Regions from separate parts of the Homo sapiens genome. Here region 1 is linked to region 2. A link is a contact called in ENCODE Hi-C or POLR2A ChIA-PET data. All regions are on one chromosome and are shown on one strand. Each heading gives the region's core, a stretch centred on a gene start or an enhancer-like site at or near the end of the contact. The rest is flanking DNA. Distances are from core to core; before and after follow the strand shown.

The links. A loop is a pair of places that touch in the nucleus more often than their neighbours do. ChIA-PET counts read pairs that join two places held with the same protein, here RNA polymerase II (POLR2A). Pooled maps may share reads with other maps.
Region 1: a loop to region 2 is called in a map of PC-3, with 4 times the contacts of the local background. The contact joins the enhancer-like site here to the promoter of VRK2 in region 2. A Hi-C loop is called at or near these places in 5 of 168 maps with a recorded cell type or tissue (HepG2, IMR-90, MCF 10A and 2 more), 9 of 37 single-sample maps with no recorded cell type and 9 of 50 pooled maps. POLR2A ChIA-PET finds 5 or more read pairs at or near these places in 2 of 52 experiments (A673 and WTC11).

The regions. Positions count from the first base shown.
Region 1 is chr2:58,446,170-58,451,633 of GRCh38, forward strand. No RefSeq gene overlaps it. Among named protein-coding and RNA genes, the nearest start is that of LINC01122, 72 kb to the right of the region's middle. Within about 2 kb of position 2,067, at least 2 of the 41 ENCODE cell types and tissues checked have a DNase peak (open chromatin) inside an H3K27ac peak, as active enhancers do; they include PC-3, where a contact is called at or near this core.
Region 2 is chr2:58,043,109-58,048,169 of GRCh38, forward strand. It overlaps VRK2 (VRK serine/threonine kinase 2), which reads left to right and starts at 3,698. Exons shown (of 13, transcript NM_006296.7): 1 at 3,698-3,760. LOC107984043 (formin-2-like) reads right to left here and starts at 4,125. Exons shown (of 3, transcript NR_171623.1): 1 at 3,416-4,125. RefSeq lists enhancers at 2,966-3,521, 3,411-3,530, 3,522-4,077 and a silencer at 3,681-3,950.

The sequences.
Region 1 (5,464 bases), core at 817-3,316, 400 kb after region 2:
CATTTGTGTGTTTTTTGTGGGAATTACAGTTGCTTTCTTGACCTTTTAAGGGTCCTCATGGGTTAAGGATTCATACCATACATTTTATGGCTCAGCTTCTGAATTTATTCTAAAGTTAAATACAAGATCAATGCAACTAAATGAAACTTCTATCCGTAATGACTACTAAATAGCAAGGCTCAATCAAGCAAGTTAGAATCTGTCATTTAGTGATATTGGACCACATATTCTTAGTTACAAAACATAGTATAGGAGAAACCTTTGATCCTATTTGTTAGGTATTATTTTGTAAAATATTTGACAGCTTAAAGTAAGTGAGTGCTTGAGTTTCAGAGAACTGTTGTAGAAAAGTTAATCTTCACATCTCTTAAAATTTATTTTCATTTCACATTTGAGCTGTAGACCCCTGACAAGTCTCAGCAATACTGTGGACAAAGTTACTTAAACCAGGGGCTTTCAAATTTCTTTAAATGCAACTCCTGATAAGAAATATTTAATGTTAGTACCCAGTATGCACATACATATATACCAAACTTTTACAAAACCATACATACTCTTATGAAATGTAATATACTCTGATATCTGTTCTTTTGTATTCTATTCCATTGTGTAAAAATGCTGGTTGTAACTCACCAAATTGATTTCATGATCTACAAATAGGTCACATCTGCAATTTGAAAAACACTGAACACTGATTTAGAGAATGCTTTTTTCTTTTCTTTTTTTTTTGCTGGAGTATGCAGGATTTCCTTACTTTATACTAGGTAGACAAAATCTGGTTACATTTGAGATGAAATGTTTTATTGGTGGATCATATTTGTATAATCTAACAAAAATGACTCATTATTCATGAGTCCAGAAATATATTAAAATATTATAAATTTTTCTCATATATGTCTAGTTTTACAGATCTTGAAATAGAGCATCCTAGTATATATTATTCTAGAGTTGTGGTTATTATTGAAACTGTAGAAATTATTTAATGGGAGCTATGCAGAGTGATAAATCAGATACTCAGAATGTCCTGCTTGAGAAGGGATTTATTTCATGGGTATTGTTGATATTCCCAGTGCACATTTGGAATCAGACAAGAAAAAAAGGAAATAGTAACCAGAAATGATAACTGGTCTGAAAGAGCATTTCATCTTCTTTGTATGGTAAGAAAGTCCTTGAATAATAAAATATAATAGGGTATTAAAATGTATCTAAATTTTAATGAGTGAATTAACTTGACACTTAAGATCTGAAATGAAAAAGTCACCATTAATTTGTAAATAAAGTTAAATATTTTAAAAATTATTGTTTTACTCTCCTTTCCATTATATATGTTAATGTTCACGAAAATACAGTATGCTAAGATTTTTTTTTCAGAAGCCATGCCTCTGATTGTGTAATGGAAGTTCTAAAATTGGTAAATATTCACTAAACAAATATCTAAAATCTATACTGACTGCTAGTCTCTATCTCGTCAATACTTTACATTTGGTGACCAGGGAGAATGGAAGGAGTTTCTTCAAGTATTCCTCAGTGATCTCTGTAATGTTCATGACTCTGAATAGGCTCTGTGGGTAGAATATCTTCATACCACAGCTAGTTTATATTTGTCAATTAGTCATAATGTCAAATACATGTCATGACAAATCTTTTGAGTTTCAAAAAACATCCGCTCTGCTGTTGTTTCACCCATTTCTTCTCCTGCATTTCTTCCCTTAGAGTTCAGCTCTCCATATATCCAGCCTCTCAAGCTCCTAACTCCCTCCCTGTCCTTCATTCTTCTTCATTCTTCCTCTCTTCATTCTTCCTGACTAGTCAATGCCACATCTTTTATGGTCTATTTCCTAAATATATCTTGAACTTGCCCCTTGTTTCCTTTCCGACTGCCATTTCCTACGTTCAGACCCTCATGATTTCCTCCCTGGATTCCTCTAAGCCTCTGGAGTGATCCTCCTGCCTCCAGCCTACTGCTATCACTTTTGTCTTCCCCACAGCTATTGGGGCAGTTCTAAAAATGAGATCATGATCATGGCGCCCTCTGCTGAGGATTCCCTTTCCCTTTGTTTTCTCTGACCAGCTTTGCTCATCCTTCACAACGTGGAAACAGCGCCTCCTCCCATAGGCCTTCCCTGCCTCCCTGCGTCCCCATAGCACGCTGAGTGGGCCTAGTAGTACCTTGAGCATAGCTCTATTAGGGCACTGTCAAACTATTTTACTGCGTGTTTGTATCTCTTCCTCATTAAATTTTAACTTCTTAAAGGTAATGACCTTATCTCTTTGGCAGGAAATATTAAGTACCCAATAAATATTTGTGGAATGATTAGATGGCAGAACCACTGTCTGAAAACATTAACCTCCAATTCAGGCTGGTATTTTTCAATTAGATTTGTCATAAGTTGAACTTGATCTTTTCAATGGTTACTAGAGAAAATAGAAATAGGGAATGGAGAAATAGGAGACACAACTTAGAAAGATGAAAATTTCCCTTCTAATTACAGAGTTGATCAGGAATTTTGTGGTTCTAGAATCCAAACTGTAAAACTACTGCTTCCATCGCAAAGATTCATTGCTACTGTAATGATTTCTTTAAAAACATTATATATTAAAGAAAGGTATTGAAATCTACTCCCTTCCTGAATGTTTTATAAGTATTTATAAATTATTTCCACATTGCACATAGCAGCTTTTTCTCAAACTCTATACCCAATTTGGATGTTGCAGTTTTAAAATGTAGACCACTTATTTAAAAAGAACATTTCTTTAGCTATATTCTGCAACTATGTATGGACATTATCCATACATGGGTAATTTGTTTTTTTCTGAAGGAATTTTCCTCTTGCTCTTTTGAAGTTTTGGAAGTTTGTGATTTAATAGCAAATGATTGCATAACTTTTCTGTTGTAATGTCGAGTACGTATGTGTTGGAGAAGTTATTTATTTTATATGCATTTGTTGTTTTCTTTTTTATTATTATACTGGAATTTGAAGACAGAGAGAGATTTCTTCCCTGCAGTGTTAACTACAGAAAGGGCTAGCATTATGGAATGTCACTTGACTGGCTCTTATAATGATAAATATTTCCATGACAAAACCTACTGTGAACCTGTCTGTATGCTACAGAAATTTCTCTCTCCCTTGGCTACTACTTTACTTCAAGAAGAACATAGAGAAAATATAATAGATTACTTCTAAACACTCATCAAAAATTAAATAAAACACAGGTAAAATAAAGGCTATCTTTCCCTTTATATTATTCTGCTATCAGTTCTGCAGTATGTAGATTTTATTCATTTTTTTTTTTTGCCCTTATTCAAAGTTGATGCTCTTGGTGGTGCTATTGTCCATTTATAAATACGCCTTGAAATTCAGGGTGTGTGCCAAAGATATTGATAAGCTAGATTCTTTGTCTAGTGACCATTCATTTATTTATTCATTAAAAATATTGAGTACCCATTGGACATGCAAAAATGAACACAAATTCTGGCCTCAAGTAGTGCAGAGTCTAGAAGTGGCAATAAGACATGTACATAATATGACAAAAGTAAAAAAGTGATATGAAACTCTAACCGCTTCTTACCGGCTCCAGTGCTTGCATGAAGTGTGTGAGTCACTATCATCTCTTGCTTACATAACTACAGGGCCTACTAATTGGTCCCCCTACTCCTACTTCTCACACACCCCAGCACTCTCAACACAGCAGCCAGAAGCTCCTTTTAAATTAAAAGTCAGATGATGTCACTCCTCAGCTTCAGAACTCTGTAATAGCACTCATTTCACTGCCATGATATGTCCCTTCAAACCCCCACACCAATGGCCTCTGACCTTATTTCCTACTACCTTTCCCCTCCCCAGGTTCCCTCAAGCCCCTCTGGCCTCTTTTTTGTCCCTCAACAGCACCAGGCGCGTTTCTAGTTCTTTGTTCTAGGTCTTCGCCACAGATCTATGTTACTAATGCCCTCACCTCCTTCAAGTCTTTGCTCAGATGTCACCTCTAAGTAAACCCTATCTTAACCACTGCATTACAGGTTGCAACCCCCTACACTCCCATCCCGTTACTCTGCTCTACATTTCATGTTCCAAAGAATCTATCACCTTTTAAATGCTACGTGATTTTTTTTGTGTATTCTATTTATTGTTGTTTCTCCTTGTTAGAATCTCAGCTCCATAAGGCAGGGGTCTTTTCCTCTTTTCACTGATGCATCTGAAGCTCCTAGAAGAGGACCAGCCCATAATAAGTGCTCAGTAATGTTGGTTGAATGAATGAAAAGATGAATGAGAGTTACAGGTAGAATGTTATTCAAATGTATAGGAGAAAGAGACTTATTCTAAGAAGAAAGGACTGGGAAGGCCTCAATGGAGGTTTATCTAAATTAGATGTTGATATATGAGTAAGGTTTGGACACATGCAAATACATTTCGGTGAAACAGTTTAGCTTGTCATTTTAAGTTTTCTTTTACCTTTAATATTGTCTTGTAATTCATATTCATAATATTTGTGTTAAAGTCAATTAAAAGGGCACATTGAAGATAGGATTAAGTGCAGAAAGAAATAGGAAAACAACTGGTTTTTTTGGTAGGAGAGTATACTTTCCACCTAAGTCTGTATAACAGTTCATTTTGCTTTGTAGTCCAATCTCTCCAGACTAAAACGAAAAAAAGAAAATAAAAATTATTATAGCAATCACATCGTCAGTCACCTTCCTCCTGCTCTTTCAAAATTATCTCAGAGACCTGATGTCCTCAAAGCCTATTTCTATTTAACTAAACATTCATTAAATCCAACATATGGTTTAAAAATTATTTCTGTTATTTGGATGTTTTGCAGCTCTTTAACTTCTTTTTGACATATTTAGAGAAAAAATTACTATAAGTGTTAACATCAGATAATCAGCCAGTATAATATAATGCTAACAACAACATAGTTTAGCTTATAGAGAAATCCTATATTAAAGTGCCTGCCTGATTTCTGCCTTCTTTTATTTCTTACTTAAACTGCTCAAAATGAAGCTTTTACTGCAGCACCAAACACTGAACTCAGAAGCTCAATACTAAAATGGCTGGAGGCCATGCTGAAAATTAAGCAGCAAAGAACTAAGGAACAACATGAAATACTATTTCAAGTGATGCTTTGCTAATTTGGCAAGATGCTGTTGCTAAGGTACTGGTTTTCTCTGCCTGCTCGCCTCTTATTCTTTCTTGACCACACTACAGATAGGCTTTTATACTTGTCACTCTACTGAAATTCCCTATACTTATCTTTGACATCTCACGGCATCTGATGCACTTGAAACACTTTTTTGGTGTTGGTGAGTATTCCTGAACATCACACCTAGGGTCACCTTCCTACCTCACTGGTCCTTCATCATATATCTCGGCTAGATCTTCCTCCCACTCCCCCTCATTGCCACCTGAACATATTGGTGTGTTCTGGGACCAGTCTTCACATGTCTTATACTCTGGATCTGCACTCA
Region 2 (5,061 bases), core at 2,448-4,947:
TGAAACTTGAAACTTTATTTTACTGTTAGGAAGATTTTGGCTGCAAGAAATATAAAAACCAATGCTAAGTGGTTTAAATCATAAGAACACTTAACACTTCATGGATGAATATGAAAATATGGTGGTTCAGGATTAGTTGAATTAGTAGTTCAATAATGGCCTCAAAGACTCAGGATCTTCCTATCTTTCTCTTTTGCCATTCTTTTAAATCGATTTTATTAAGGCATAATTTATATATAATTCAATTTTAAGTGTATAACTAGAGGAATTTTGACAAATGTATAATAATGTATCTATTACCACAGTAAAGAAATTTAACATTTGCAACGTTTCAGCTCCTTGCAGTCAATCCCAGCTCTTCGATTTCGAATAAATTATTATATTATATATACTCCTTTGTGTCTTCTTTTACATAGCATTGTGTTTTTGATATTCATCCAGCTTGTTGACTGTATTGGTGCTTTGCTCCTTTTTATTGCTGAGTGATAGTTCATTGTATAGTAGATATAGTATAATTTGCTTATTCATTCACCAGTTGATGGAAATTTATTTCCAGTTTTGGCTATCACATATGAAGCTGCTCTAAAGATTCCCCTACAAGTCTTTGTGTGGATACAGGTTTAGATTTATCTTGGGTAAATATGCGAATGCTGGGTTGTATGTTAATTATATGTTTGACACTATAAGAACCTGCCAAACTGTTTTCCAGAGTGGCTGTACCATCAACAGCAATATAAGAGAGTTCCAAGTTGTTCCAAATCCTTGGTAACTTATTAGTATTTTTTGAAAAGCAAAAGTTTTTCATTTTGATGAAGTTAAATTGTCAATTTCTTCTTTTAGGTTTCCAGCTTTTAAATTTTTTATACTTTATAAGTGCACACATTTAAAGATTATATAGAGTTTCTGCTAGGTTTTCTCTAAAAAGTTTGAGATTTAGATCTTGTATTTAGATTTAGCTGTATGATCAGTTTCAAGTAAATTTTTACATGGGGTGTGAATTAAGGGTTGAGGTTTCTTTCTTTCTTCTTTTTTTTGTATATATGGATGTCTAGCTGTTCTAACATTTGTTGAATATTCTGCCATTCCTGGGGCTTTAGATTAGTACTTTTTCCCATCTTTGTGGTCACACGATGACTGCAGCCATTTTAACCATCACATCAGAGACTATCTCTTCCAAGAATGTGTCCAGCAAACTTCTTTTCACCTCGTTACCTAGACTCAGCACATGCTTATTTTGTACTGTCTAAACCAATCATGGGAATTGGAATGGGGCCAGCATGGTTCATTTATTCATTGAAGAAGGAAATGGTTGCCCATATCCTTTCTAGGGGTTGGGGATACAGTAGTGACGAAAACAGGCAAAAATGTTGCCTGACCTCATGAAACATACAATTTACTGAAAAAGATTGTCTTTTGTCAAAATAAATAATAAACTGTATAATATATTGCTGTATAGCAGTAGGTACTGGGAAAAATACAGGGAAAGAGGCTACGAAATATTGTGGGTGAGCTGAAATTTCAGATAGGATGTTTAGGAAAGGTCTCACTGAACTGACTTTTAAATAAAGACCTGAAGGAAGTGATGGAGCAGTCTATACGGATACCAGGTTGGAGAGTGGTCCAGGTGGCAGTAAATGCGAAAAGTTCTTGAGAACAGCAGGCCACTGTGGTTGAAGAGAGTAATAGGACATTGGGGAGTGGGAGTGCATAATAGGTAGATCAGTGTTCTTTTCAACGACTGGCAATTTTGGCAAAATTTCGTCATGTTGGGGGATATTTTGGTTGTTAACTTGTGTGGGAGGGAGTGCTGAGGAGACCAGGGATACTGCTAAATATCCTACAATGCACAGGACAGCCTATCTCTCAATCCTCCTCCTTCTCCCAAACCCCCAACAAAGAATTATCCAGGCTGACTGTCAATAGTGCCCAGGTTGAGAAATGCTGTTTAAAGTCATAGCGAAGACTGGCTAATTGTGAGTAAATTGGAATAACACTGAATTGTTTTAAGCTCAGTAATTATTTAAGCGTTAAGGATCATGTGGCTGCTTGCTGTGAACAGACTAAAGGGATAAGAGGGTATAAAACATTTAGGAGGGTAATACAATTACCTAGAGAAAAAATATGGTTTGGGCCAGAATGCAGGTAAGGGTGCTAAGTGATAGATGCTGGATGTATTTTGAAGGTTGAGCCAACAGGATTTACTAACACTGGATACATGCCTGTAGGGAGAGGAACCACCTACAAGTAATCTGCTGTGGTTGCTACTGGAGTTGTTTCTTCTCAAAAGGGAGCCGGGGAAGTGGTGGAAAGCTAAACAAATTTGGAAAGGAGGAAAGAGTACCCAATATGGATATTAGGATTATTATGCATCTGTTACATAAATATCTGTAATTATGCATCTGTTATATAAATATCTTAAGAAAATAAGAAAGGACACTGTTGGACCAGTGAATGACTAAGGGCACAATTATTCTATGGACTGTTTCTTTAAAAATACTTTTTTGTTTGTTTTTAGAAACGTCTTCTCATGCCATCTTTCATTTTGGTGACAGTCTGAAAGATGTAGGGAGCCCCAATTCCTTATTCTATCAAAGTCATTAAAGGGCTCTAATTTTCCTTTCAGTATTTGTATCCCAACCAATTATTGGTGGTTACTATGTAGAATGCTGACGTATTAATAATCTTTGTCTAAGCATTTGTTTGGTTTAGTCTAAAATATAAGCTTACTATGAGTCTTTTTTTTCTTTCCTTCGAGACTGAGTTTCCCTCTTGCTGCCCAGGCTGGGGTGCAGTGGCGCGCTCTCTGCTCACTGCAATCTCTGCTTCCTGGGTTCAAGCGCTTCTCCTACCTCAGCCTGCCGAGTAGCTGGGATTACAGGCGTCCGCCACCACGCCTGGCTAATTTTTTGTATTTTTAGTAGAGATAGGGTTTCACCATGTTGGCCAGGCTGGTCTCAAACTCCTGACCTCAGATGATCCACCCGCCTCGGCCTCCCAACGTGCTGGGAGTACAGGCGTGAGCCACCGCACCTGGCCACTATGAGTCTTTATGTATTAGAAAACTGCTTAATAAAGTCCTCACCTTATTGTCATAATCTTATAACCAATAACCTTATAATCTAACAACAAGGGTTATTTCCATTTCACAGACAAAAAAACCTGAAGTTTGTTAATTACGGTGTTAAATTATCCTACGATTAATGGCAGAAATAGGTCCTGAACCAATATGCCTTTGAGAACTTAAACGCGGTGAGTTACATACAGGCCCTCCTAACTGGAGTCTTCGCTAGTACCAATAGTTAGTTGCTCGGCGAGAGCTCGGTAAGGACTAGCCATTTGGAAGCTCGTAGTACTCAGGTTGTGGTACAGGAGATCTAACACTCCTACACAAATGCATGTCGTGCTTATTTCGTACCAAACTGGTCTGGCGGCGGTTCTTCGTCCAGACGCTGGCGGGCCAGGGTGGAGGTAGTAACACAGCTCCCATTCCCCATGTAGCCGCGCCCTCTCCTTCCCCTGGGCGTCTCCGGGGCGTGGACAGGCCGCTGAAAGGAACCGGCTGCGGCCTGTGTGAGGCTCCGCGGGCCGCTGCACTGCGAGGCCGACGCAGCTGGAGAGAAGTTAGGCAGGTCCTAGGGAGGGCAGGCTCGAGTGCTGGGCCCGCCTCCCCGCGGGACTGTAGGCCCGGGGGCTCCGCCTCGTCGCAGCGGCAGGTAGGAGGCGGTGCGCGCGGCCCGGCGACGGGGGATCCTGAGGCCCGGTCAGTCTCTTGCTCTGGGGTCTTGGGTGGCGGGCGGCACCTCCGCTTGCAGTGCCGGAGCCGCGGCCCCGCTCGGAAAAGGGCTGCCGTCGGAGTTAGATGCCGGGGACTCCGGGCCGTCCCAGCCCCCGGGCCTCAGCTCCGGCCCGGGCAGAGTCGCTGCTTCCGCGTTTGGTTCTTTTTTCCCCGCTGGGAGTGAGAACAAGGCGTCCCCTTCTACTCACGTTTGCCAAAAGCGGGTCCGACGTGTTAGCGGAAAAGTGGGTGGAGTTTCTCTTTTTGCCGGTGCAGAGAGAACTTGTGGCGGGAAGTTGGGGCGCGGGGTTGGCCGTAGGTCCCCGGCGTGCTAAGGGCGGACGGACCAGGCGGCTGGGCCGCGCTGCTTCTCGTTACCTTCCGCAGGGTCAGGGGCCGCGGCGGGGTTGGAGGTCAGCCCAGGCACATGTTAACCCCTGGGTACCAGTTTGCTCGGAAACTCGTGTTGAGGACTCATCTTAGCCCTGGGAAGGTACCCAGAAGCCGAAGGGACACCCCTGACAGGGACGGGCCCTGAGAGGCTGTCGTTTCCCTTGGCAGATGAACTCGGGACTCGCCCCCAGGATGTACATTTCGTAGAGTCTCCCTTACCGCCTCAAGCCCTGAGGCCGCTGCCTTGCCCCAAAGTGTATTTATCTTTTTTATAATTATTTAGAATTTATTCCTTAATCAGTAGTTTACACTTTGGAGACTTTAAGTTTTAAATCAGTAAATCTGTAATAGGCACCAGCCTATATAATGTACTGGTCAAGGGAAACCTCCACAAAAACTTTTCCTGCTTTATGATACAATCAATGCTCTAGGCATAGTTCACCATCCAAATTCCCAGCCCTTGTGTGCCTATCAGGAGGAAGGTGAATATTGTTAAAGATACACGCAGCGACTCTACCTGGGACAATACTGCTAAGTAAAAAAGCAGTTAAGTGAAGGAGGAAAAACCCGTTAAAGGAAAAACAGATACTTTCTTTTATGGAAGCTAGGAAGATTATATTAAGAAAACTTTACATTTACGTATATACGTTTTTAATTAACTTTCATGTCAGAAACTCTTAATAGTTTTAAATACTTAGAGGATCATGGTTACCTTCACATTTAAATTATTTTCAGGCATGTATGCTGGCATATGTATTTTCCCCTAAGAAATTTTCTCTTTTAACTCAGAATTTCCCATTGAGAAATTTGCTAACCTATGTACAATTATAATTAGTTGATTAAAGTTGCATGGCTGTGCTGTGGAGATTATGCTTTTGTTGTTGGTGGCACAG